3 separate regions of the Homo sapiens genome follow, and regions 1 and 3 are each linked to region 2. Evidence: chromatin contacts called from ENCODE Hi-C or POLR2A ChIA-PET data. All regions are on one chromosome and are shown on one strand. The core of a region is the stretch at or near the end of the contact, and the rest is flanking DNA. Distances in the headings are between cores, read along the strand shown. Region 1 has its middle 49 kb from the start of MIR4766. Region 2 holds the start of EP300-AS1 (EP300 antisense RNA 1). Region 3 overlaps ACO2 (aconitase 2).

Region 1 (3,494 bases), core at 155-2,654, 430 kb after region 2:
GTACTGAAACTTCTATACAAGAAATTGAATGCCCACTAAATGCTAGTCACAATTAATTTACATACATCTTTTGTTTTTTTCTTTGAGACAGAGTCTCGCTCTGTCACACAGGCTGGAGTGCAGTGGTGCGATCTCGGCTCACTGCAAGCTCCGCCTCCCGGGTTCAAGCCATTCTCCTGCCTCAGCCTTCTGAGTAGCTGGGACTACAGGTGCCCACCACCACGCCCGGCTAATTTATTTCTATTTTTAGTAGAGATGGGGCTTCACCATGTTAGCCAGTCTCGAACTCCTGGTCTCGAACATCATGGTCTCGAACTCCTGACTTCATGATTCGCCCGCCTCGGCCTCCCAAAGTGCTGGGATTACAGGCTTGAGCCACCGCGCCCGGCCTATGTACATCTTGATATCCTTGTAACAACTCCAGCGTATGGGGTTTATTCCCATTAACAGGTGAAGTAGTTGAAGCTTAAAGGGTAATTTATCTATAGTCACACACCTCATGAATAGGGGTAGGGATTCCTAGTTGAGGCTCTTTTTACCCTGCCATACTACATTCTTCAGATGTCCTTAAAAGTAAGCCATCTAGGCCGGGTGCAGTGGCTCACGCCTGTAATCCCAGCACTTTGGAAGGCCAAGGTGGGTAGATCACCTGAGGTCAGGAGTTCAAGACCAGCCCAACCAACATGGTGAAACCCTGTCTCTACTAAAAATAGAAAAATTAGCGGTGTGGTGGCAGGCGCCTGTAATCCCAGCTACTTGGGAGGCTGAGGCGGGAGGATAGCTTGAACCAAGGAGGCAGAGGCTGCAGTGAGCCGAGATCATGCCACTGCACTCCAGCATGGGTGACAGCAAGACTCCATCCCCCGCAAAAAAAAAGTAACCTTCATTTATTTCTTTAATTAGAAATGTATTTATTTATTTATCTTCATTTATTCTTTAATTGGAGTCACCAAAATGATCTACCCTAAGGGCACTATTGATGTAATTGTGTCACGTGCACCTCATTCTTGTTTTGCTGTGGTTTCTATAGAACCCATTGGCAAATTGGATGGCCAATCCAGCAGGTGGTTCCCTGTGTGGGTGTCATATGGAGGACCTTCTTAAATTGCAAATTCCTATTCTAAGAATAAGGTTATATTCATTTAAGAAATCATTTTTGATTATCTGCCATATCCAAACACTATGCAGATTGCTGGGATTATACAGATGAATAATAGTCTCTGCCCTCATGTATGTCATTGTTCAGCGTGGGAGTCAGACAAAAACAACTTAAAATTGTACCGCTGATGAGTTCTGATGAGAAATGTGCTGTAAATGTTCAGGAGTTGCTTTGAGAGCATGAGGAAGTGGGACCTAACTCTGTATTGAACTGTGGGGCCAGGCGGTGACATTTGAACTAGAAATACACCAAGCAGTGGGTGGAGGACCTCGACAGGAAATAAATAGCATATGCAAAGTAGGAAGAGGATGATACTTTATTATTTGTGCATTGGTTTGAATTAGATCCAGAAGCTTTCCAACCTGGACCTCTGGGTTGAACAAATATTGAAGCGGAGGAGAAGAAACAGCATCAGGTCACAGAGGGCCTTCAACAAGGGAGGAGGGGTGATTAGGACCCCCATTCTACTTAGCAGTTATGTCTACATGTAGACTTGGGAAAGAAGATAAGGTGCTTGTACTCTAAGAATTTAAAATGTAGGCCGGGTGTCATGGCTCATGCCTGTAACCCTAGCACGTTGGGATGCCAAGGCTGGTGGATCACGTGAGCCCAGGAGTTTGAGACCAGCCTGGCCAACATGGCAAAACTCTGCCTCTACAAAAAATACAAAAATTAGCCAGCCATGGTAGTGCACGCCTATAGTCCCAGCTACTTGCGAGGCTGAGGTGGGAGGAACATCTGAACCCAGGAGGCAGAGGTTGCAATGAGCCATGGTCGCACCACCGCACTCCAGCCTGGGCGACAGAACGAGACCCTGTCTCAAAAAAAAAGAAAACAAAAACAAAAAAACCGGCATGGTGGCTCACGCCTGTAATCCCAGCAATTTTGGAGGCCAAGGCTGGGGGATCACTTTAGGCCAGGAGTTTGAGACCAGCCTGGCCAACATGGAGAAACCCCATTTCTACTAAAAATACAAAAACTAGGCAGATTTGGTGGCAGGCACCTGTAATCCCAGCTACTCGGAAGGCTGAGGCAGGAGAATCACTGGAACCCAGGAGGCAGAGGCTGCAGTGAGATCATGCCACTGCACTCCAGCCTGGGTGACAGAGTGAGACTGTCTCAAAAAAAAACAAATTAAATCTAATTTTATTTCATTTATTTTTGTAGAGATAGGGTCTTACTATGTTGCCCAGGCTGGTCTCAAACTCCTGGACTGAAGCAATCCTCCCACTTTGGCCTCCCAAAGTGCTGGGAGTACAGACATGAGCCACCATGCCTGGCTAATTTTAAATGTACTTTAAAAATTAGACATAGGGCTAGGCGACAGAGTGAGACCCTGCCTCAAAAAAAAAAAAAAAATAATAATAATAATGAGACATAGCATTAATTGTTTCATTTTACCTTTATGAAGACTGACCAGGAAGAACAGTTTAGGCTTACTGTGAATTCTTGTTATTATCAAGGTCTGGACTTGGATTTATCTTGATTAATACAGAGATGTTTACTTGGAAACTAGTACAGAGACTAGATGAGGTTTTTTTTTCCCCTCCTAATTTTCATGTGTGTGTGTGTGGTAAAATACACATGGCATACCATCTTAATCTTTTTTTTTTTTTTTTTTGAGCCAGAGTTTCACTCTTGTTGCCCAGGCTGGAGTACAATGGCACGATCTCGGCTCACCGCAACCTCTGCCTCCTAGGTTCAAGCGATTCTCCTACCTCAGCCTCCCCAGTAGCTGGGATTACAAGCATGCGCCACCACACCCGGCTAATTTTGTATTTTTAGTGGAGACGAGGTTTCTCCATGTTGGTCAGGCTGGTCTTGAACTCCCATCCTCAGGTGACCCGCCCACCTCGGCCTCCCAAAGTGATGGGATTACGGGCGTGAGCCACCGCGCCCCGCCCCATCTTAACCATTTTTAAGTGTAGAGTTCAGAAGCATTTAATATATTTGTAATATTGTTCAACCAACAGCACCATTCATCCTAGAACGCTTCATCTTGTAAAACTGAAACTCTAAACCCATTAAACACTAATTCCCCACTCCCCACCTTCCCCTGTCCTCTGGCAGCCACCATTCTCGTTTCTGTCTCTATGATTTTGACTACCGTAAGTACCTCATCTAAGTGGAATCACACAGTAATTGTCTAACTGTGACTGGCTTATTTCACTCAGCATAATGTTCTTGAGGTTCACCTATGTTGTAGCATAGGTCAGAATTTCCTTCCTTTTTGAGGTCGAATAATATTCCATTGTATGTATATATCACATTTTGCTTCTCTATCGACATTTGGGTTGCTTCCACATTTTAGCTATTGTGAATAATGCTGCTGTGC
Region 2 (3,532 bases), core at 532-3,031:
ACAAAAATTAGCTGGGCGTGGCAGCAGGCACCTATAATTCCAGCTACTTGGGAGGCTGAGACAGGAGAATCGCTTGAACCCAGGAGGCACAGGTCGCAGTGAGCTGAGATTGCGCCACTGCACTCCAGCCTGGGCAAGAAAGAGCGAAACTCCGTCTCAAATAAATAAATAGATAAATATTTGATGAATAAGATGATTTGTCACTAGCAGATTCTCTGTGAAATGTATGGCTGTGCCCCTAAAGTATTAATAAAAGATTAAGCAACTAATAAAGGTTATTTTTCTCAACCGGTTGCTACCATCCCAGTGTCTAATAGGATGATCATAACTACCATATACTGTGCCCAGTACTGCACACTTATTATTTATTTTATTTATTTATTTTTGAAACTGACTGTCGCCCAAGCTAGAGTGCAGTGGCATGATCTTGGCTCACTGAAACCTCTGCTTCCCAAGTTCAAGCGATTCTCCTCCCTCAGCCTCCCGAGTAGCTGGGACTACAGACGTGCACCACCATGCCAGGCTAATTGCTGCATTTTTATTAGAGACAGGGTTTCACCATGTTGGCCAGGCTGGTCTTGAACTCCTGACCTAGTGATCCACCTGCCTCGACCTCCCAAAGTGCTGGGATTACAGGCGTGAGCCACCGCGCCCGGCAGTTTTTGCATTTTAATACATAGCACTACCAACCATTCAGTGATTTCCTCTTGATTTCTCCCTCTCCATCCCTTATTGTTCAATCCATCAGCAAATCCCGTTTATTCTCCAAAAGCTACCTCAAATATTTTTTACTTCTATTTATTTTTTTGAGACTGGGTCTCCCTCTGTCGCCCAGGCTAGAGTGCAGTGGCACGATCACGACTCACTGCAGCCTCCACCTCCTGGTGGAGCCTCACACGTCAGCCAACCCCCAAACCCCGCCCCAGTAGCTGGGACTACAGGAGTGACAATCACACGGATAATTAAAAAAAAAAAAAAAACTTTTTTTTTTTTTTTTTGTAGAGACAGGGTCTCATTATGTTGCCCAGGCTGGAATTTTTACTTCTTTTTATCCCTACTGCCATCACTTAAATCCAGACCACCATCATATCAACACCCTGGATCCCACTGAAGCTCCTAGCTGGGTTCTCCTCTTACCCTATCCTATTATTTTTCTACGTAGCAATCTTTTTAAAACTGTACATTGGATGGACTAACTCCCTTGTGTCACTGATTTGCAGGACGAGGGCTTTTACCCATATGAGCCACTTCTGTTTCCTCTTCCCCTGGTTGTTTTATAAGACTCCTGGGGAGGGGGCGGGTGACCCAAGTAGAAGTGAGAGAGTTAGAGAAAGGCCAGGATAAGAAAGTTATTCATTCAAATAATGTACCGCGTGCCCCTGTGCTCTGCGCACTGTGGGTACAGCAGTGAAATCAAGGACCGCACAGTTCGGGCGCTACGAGAGCTGCCGTTCCAATTCCATCCGAAGGAAGGGAGACAACGCTTTCCCGCGCGGACGAGCGGCCAGGCGCGGCGCTAACTGCTTGGACGCCCCGCCTGCCACCGTGCCTCAGCTCGCCTCTTCTGCACAACGGGACTCTGCCCCACAGGGACACCGGGAAGGTCCCGACCCGAGCGCTCAGTGGGACGGGGTCGCACCAAGAGTCCGCGCGGAACTCCCGATCTGGGCGGGGCCCAAAGGTCACGTGGCCGGGAAGGCGGGCGCGCGGGCTGCGAGCACCAACCGCCGGCCGCCCCGCGCTGCGTCGCCCCGCCTCCCCCGCCCCACCCCCGTCGCCCCCAGCGCGTGCCCGCCCGGCGCCCTCTAGGGTGGAAGGCTGCGGGCGTCCTACCAGTGCCAGGACTGCCAGAGCGGGAGGAGCGCGGCGCGGGCCAGCCGGGACTGCTGGACAGCGGGGTCCAGGCTAGAGGCGAGCGAGCGGTCAGTGACGGCTGTGGAGGAGGGAGGCGCTGGGCGTCAGCGCGGGACCCGAGCCTCTGGACCACTGAGCTGGGGGGCTGGCTGAGGTGGGTCTCCCGCCCTGAGGGCGCGCCTTAGGGAGGGGACAGGGGCCGGTGGGACCCTTGCTTTGTCTCAGTCGCACTGAGGTGAGGGGGCTGCACTCGGCCGAGCAGCGAGGACCGTGCCCAGCTCAGAGAGAGCCCTCAGAGTGTCCGGGCTGGATTGCGGCCGCGGTGCGGGAGAAGTCGGAGGAGGGAGTGACAGGTGACCGGGCTGGCAGGGCAACTGCCATTATTAAGCACTCGGCCGCCCGGGTGCGGTTGCCACCTCCTCCTTCCCGAGCTGGCAGCCCAGGCCACCAGGGACACGCACCTGTCCTAAGAGGGTGTAATCTTTGAGGCAGAGGTGGGACACGAACCCGGGACGGTTTGCCCTTGGGCCACTCCCTTAGGCTGAGGGAAAAGTGTACTTAAACCAGGCTTTGAGAATTGGGCAGAGTTTGAAGCGCAGAGATCACCGAGCCCTTCGTTGGCTGTCAGGACTTTAGAAAGACGTTTGGTCTCTAAAAGACCACACTTTCCTCCTCCCCAAAAGTGGCTGGACCTGTGAACACTAATTACTCATGTGTAAGGAGTGCTTTGCAATCTGTAAAGCACTTTCCATTCCGGTGTCGTAGATAATTCGTCACAATGAACTTGCCAAGTAAGCGTTTTTTTTATTTACCTTTTTTACAGATGAAGAAATTTTGTCCCAGAGACGTTTATTAAATCAGGGAGTAGCAATAGAGCCTTACTCTTTTTTTTTTTTTTTTTTTTTGAGACGGAGTCTCACTCTGTCGCCCAGGGCCGGAGTGCAATGGCGCCATCTCGGCTCAGTGAAACCTCTGCCTCCCAGGTTCAAGCAATTCTCCTTGCCTCAGCCTCCCAAGTAGCTGGGACTACAGGCGCCAGCCACCACACCCAGCTGCTTTTTGTGTTTTTAATAGAGACGGGGGTTTCACCATGTTGGCCAGGCTGGTCTTGAACTCCTGACCTCAAGTGATCTCCCCACCTCGGCCTCCCAAAGTGTTGGGATTACAGGTGTTAGCCACCGCACCCAGTGGAGCCTTACTCTTTTTTTTTTTTTTTGAGACAGAGTTATGCTCTTGTTGCCCAGGCTGGAGTGCAATGGTGCAATCTCAGCTCACTGCAACCTCCGCCTCCCGAGTTCAAACGATTCTCGTGCCTCAGCCTCTCAAGTAGCTGGGATTACAGGCATGAGCCACCACGCCCGGCCTTTTTTTTTTTTTTTTTTTTTTTAGTAGAGACGGGGTTTCTCCGTGTTGGTCAGGCTGGCCTTGAACTCCCAACCTCAGGTGATCCGCCTTCCACGGCCTCTCAAAGTGCTGGGATTACAGGCATGAGCCACCGCGCCTGGCTGAGCCTTACTCTTATACATCAAATGTTTTCCACGATAGGAAACCACCTGGGATGACCATCAAGCCCCAAACTCAAACATCCTGTGATTTCATCATCAGAGCTCCTGGCTTAGGGCACAATTCTTGGCTGGATCTGCCTGCCACTCCCCAGCTACCAACAACCGTATCTCGG
Region 3 (3,145 bases), core at 594-3,093, 280 kb before region 2:
TAGAAGAAATACTTTCACTGCGCCCTCGCCCTCCACTTTCCCCCACTTTCTGGGGAACAAAGGGGCTGAGGGCAGGACTGAGGTGGCCTCGAGGCAGAAAATCTCCCCTCATCAACTCCCATAAGCCCCCTGGTTCAACATGACTAGGTCTGGAAGCTCACTCTCTTCCCAAAAGCCTATTCTACTACTGGTCAGTTCTAAGATTTTAAACTAATGCTTCTTAAATCAAATGAAAATGTGCCCCCATTACATCATTCCAGCTTTGGAGATCTGGGCTCAAATCCCAGCTCTGCCCCTTACAAGCTGTATAACCTTCTGTGGTTTTATTTAATCCCTCTAAACATCAATTTTTCCCATCTGTAAATGGGGATAATGCTTCACAGGCTGCAGTGAGGATGAAAGGAGAGAACCTAGACCAGTGCCTGGCACATGACAGGCCTAACTTCCTAGTCCTATCCTTTGGAACCAGATCAAATGAGGCTAGTCAGTCTTCCACAACCAGCCCTTCAAATCACTGAAAACCACAATTATGTCTTCTCCATCCTAAGCATCGTTATAGCACTTCCTCAGCCACAAAACAACTTCCTAATTTTACACCTAAGTGGGAGTCTCCCATCAGGGTGACCAGTAGCCAGATGCCCACAGATCTGTTTTGGAGTAACTATCACCTCCCACACATCTCTGTGTGACTCTTGTGAACCTTGCTGTGCATAGCTCAGCCTCCCTAACTGCCTGAAGCTGCAGAGGCTCAGAGACAGGAAGGGGCCTGCCTAAGGTCAAACAGCTGGGAACTTGCAGAGGCCGAGACTTTCTCCCTGTGCTACCGACAGTGTCTCCCAACCTCTGCTTCAGGCCCAGCGGCCAGGTGGGCTGAGTCCTCCAGGGGGTTGTTGGTCCCAACTGCTGACCCTAAGTGCCTTTGCTGAGTCTAGCTGGATGAGCCACAAATCTCCAGGGCTTCCAGGGAGTAAGGGAGGCTCTGCTGATCCTGCATCTACCAACACAGAACAGTGGGCAAACGCTGAGGGAAGGGGCATCCCCACAGCAGACCCCCACCGGGGAGCCAGGCACCACACGGCTAGGCAAGACAAGGGAAGAAAGGATGCTGCTGGCGAGATGACAACAGCTCTCTTACCCTAACAATTGTGCCAAGTGGGATTACTACAGGTCATTCTGTCCCTTGTTTACATGAGAAGACAGAGACTTGGACCAGATGGGAAAGTAAAGTCCACTAAAATATAAGCTCCATGGGGACAAAAAATGGTCTATTCTGGTCACAATATATTCAGAACCTAGGACAATGTCCAACACATAGAAGAAGTTCAAGAAAGACTTACTGATGAAACAGATGAAGGCAGAGCCGTGACACGACCACCGGCCTTCTGGATTGTGCTTTCAAACTCAAGTTAAGTGCCTCTGGCAGAAGCCGTGATGAGCAACAGCACGGGTTCAGAGCTGTGGCAGATGGGAAAAGGGCCCACCCCACGGCACATCACATGTACACCCACTCAGAACTCCCCACAACCCCACTCGGCCAAAGTCAGACATGCTGCCCTCTCTTCCCAAAGGACGGAGGTCGGAGGTCTTCCCTTGGGACCAGTTGTATTCAGAGAATACTACAATCGAAACGGACTGACCTATTCTCGGGCAGGCTTCTGCCCACCTTGTCCAGCATGGTGCATACAGCACTGCTTGTTGGGGAGCCATGTACCAGTGAGCCCCAGCATACAGAGCAAGCTACAGAGCTGAGGGTGCCGAGCCACCCAAACAGGCCAGGGTCCGGGAGAGGCCAGGTCTCTTGAGACAGTTGCTTTAACAACTGACAGAGAAGTCACCAAGCACTTGTCAGAGTGCCATCATGGAAACACTCCAAGACAAGTGCCGAGTCACAGAAATGGCATCCACTCTAGGGCTGGAGGGATCTGGCTTGGAATCTCAGCTTCCCTAGCTGTGGGACCTCAGGTAAGATTCTTTACCTCTCTGAGCCTTAATTTCCTCTTCTGTAACATGGGGGTAAAAGAGCAGAGATTTTGGCCGAGGGTAATGGCTCATGCCTGTAATCCCAGCACTTTAGGAAGCCGAGACAGGTGGATCACCACCACTCCTGAGCCCAGAGTTCAAGACCAGCTTAGGCAACAAAGCGAGACCCCCATCTCTACAAAAAAATACAAAAATTAGCCTGTGTCTATAGTCTGAGCTACTCAGGAGACTGAGGTGGGAGAATTGCTTGAGCCCAGGAGTTTGAGGCTGCTGTGAGCCAAGATCGAGCCACTGTACTGCAGCCTGGGTGACAGAGCAAGACTCCATCTCGGAAGAACAACAACAACAACAAAAATGGCAGAGATTTTGTGAGGATTAGAAAGACTTGTAAATACAGAGGAAAAGTCTAGAATGATAAACACAAAATTGCCCTGGGGACTGGGACGGGGAGAAGAGAGCTTTTATGAATATACTGCATTCTATTACAAAAAATATATACGAAAGGCATAGAGCTTGGTAGCTGGGCTTCTGGCAGGCATTCAATAAACGTAAGCTGCTATTACTCAGTTCGCCTGGGAGAATGAGATGCTGCTACTAAAACGTGGCCTGCCTGTGTACTGGGGAGAGGATTACGGGCAGATGTTTTTCCACTATGCCGCCTACTTCTCCCTCCCCAGCCACCAAAGACCAGAGCCCCAGAGCAGGTCCCAAGCACCAGGACAGCACATCTTGGAATTGAAATGGAACTGAAAAGGCCTCATCTATCCACTCCTTCTGTATTTGAATGCCTAACACACTCACCCAACCTAGCCAAGCTGTCTCCAGCAGTGGGGAACTCATACATTACACGGCAGCCCATTTCACAGAAGGATGACTTCGGGCTCACATCTCTTAGCAACTAACTGCCTAGCCCTTCCTGGCAGAGAAGTCTCAGGTGGACTCTGTCTAAGTGGGCAACACAGGAATGCACATCAGTCCACACCCTCCTAAGGAGAAGCATCTTCCCACACCTCCATTGCAGGGCTTCTAACAATTTTCTCCCCCTCCTGGTAGGCGATGCCTGGCTCCTCTCCTAAGAAATCAAAGCTAAACAATTCCCTCCTGCCAGCAGGCAGTCAGCTAGCTTGGTTGCTATGCAACTGGCAGGAACAAAAGTGATGCAGTC

The links. A loop is a pair of places that touch in the nucleus more often than their neighbours do. ChIA-PET counts read pairs that join two places held with the same protein, here RNA polymerase II (POLR2A). Pooled maps may share reads with other maps.
Region 1: a pooled map shows a loop between it and region 2 (2.7-fold over the local background). The contact joins the enhancer-like site here to the promoter of EP300-AS1 in region 2. A Hi-C loop is called at or near these places in 1 of 50 pooled maps. POLR2A ChIA-PET finds 5 or more read pairs at or near these places in 5 of 52 experiments (OCI-LY7, WTC11, activated CD8-positive, alpha-beta memory T cell and 2 more).
Region 3: POLR2A ChIA-PET joins it to region 2 with 13 read pairs in activated B cell. The contact joins the enhancer-like site here to the promoter of EP300-AS1 in region 2. A Hi-C loop is called at or near these places in 1 of 50 pooled maps. POLR2A ChIA-PET finds 5 or more read pairs at or near these places in 5 of 52 experiments (A549, CD4-positive, alpha-beta T cell, activated B cell and 2 more).

What each region holds. Positions count from the first base shown.
Region 1 is chr22:40,762,786-40,766,279 of GRCh38, reverse strand. No RefSeq gene overlaps it. Among named protein-coding and RNA genes, the nearest start is that of MIR4766, 49 kb to the left of the region's middle. RefSeq lists a silencer at 1,183-1,282. Within about 2 kb of position 1,404, at least 2 of the 41 ENCODE cell types and tissues checked have a DNase peak (open chromatin) inside an H3K27ac peak, as active enhancers do.
Region 2 is chr22:41,195,750-41,199,281 of GRCh38, reverse strand. It overlaps EP300-AS1 (EP300 antisense RNA 1), which reads left to right and starts at 1,781. Exons shown (of 3, transcript NR_110514.1): 1 at 1,781-2,008. RefSeq lists enhancers at 1,258-1,327, 1,338-1,467, 1,622-2,121 and a silencer at 1,658-1,927.
Region 3 is chr22:41,479,999-41,483,143 of GRCh38, reverse strand. The region is part of intron 1 of ACO2 (aconitase 2); the gene reads right to left. Among named protein-coding and RNA genes, the nearest start is that of ACO2, 12 kb to the right of the region's middle. Within about 2 kb of position 1,843, at least 15 of the 41 ENCODE cell types and tissues checked have a DNase peak (open chromatin) inside an H3K27ac peak, as active enhancers do.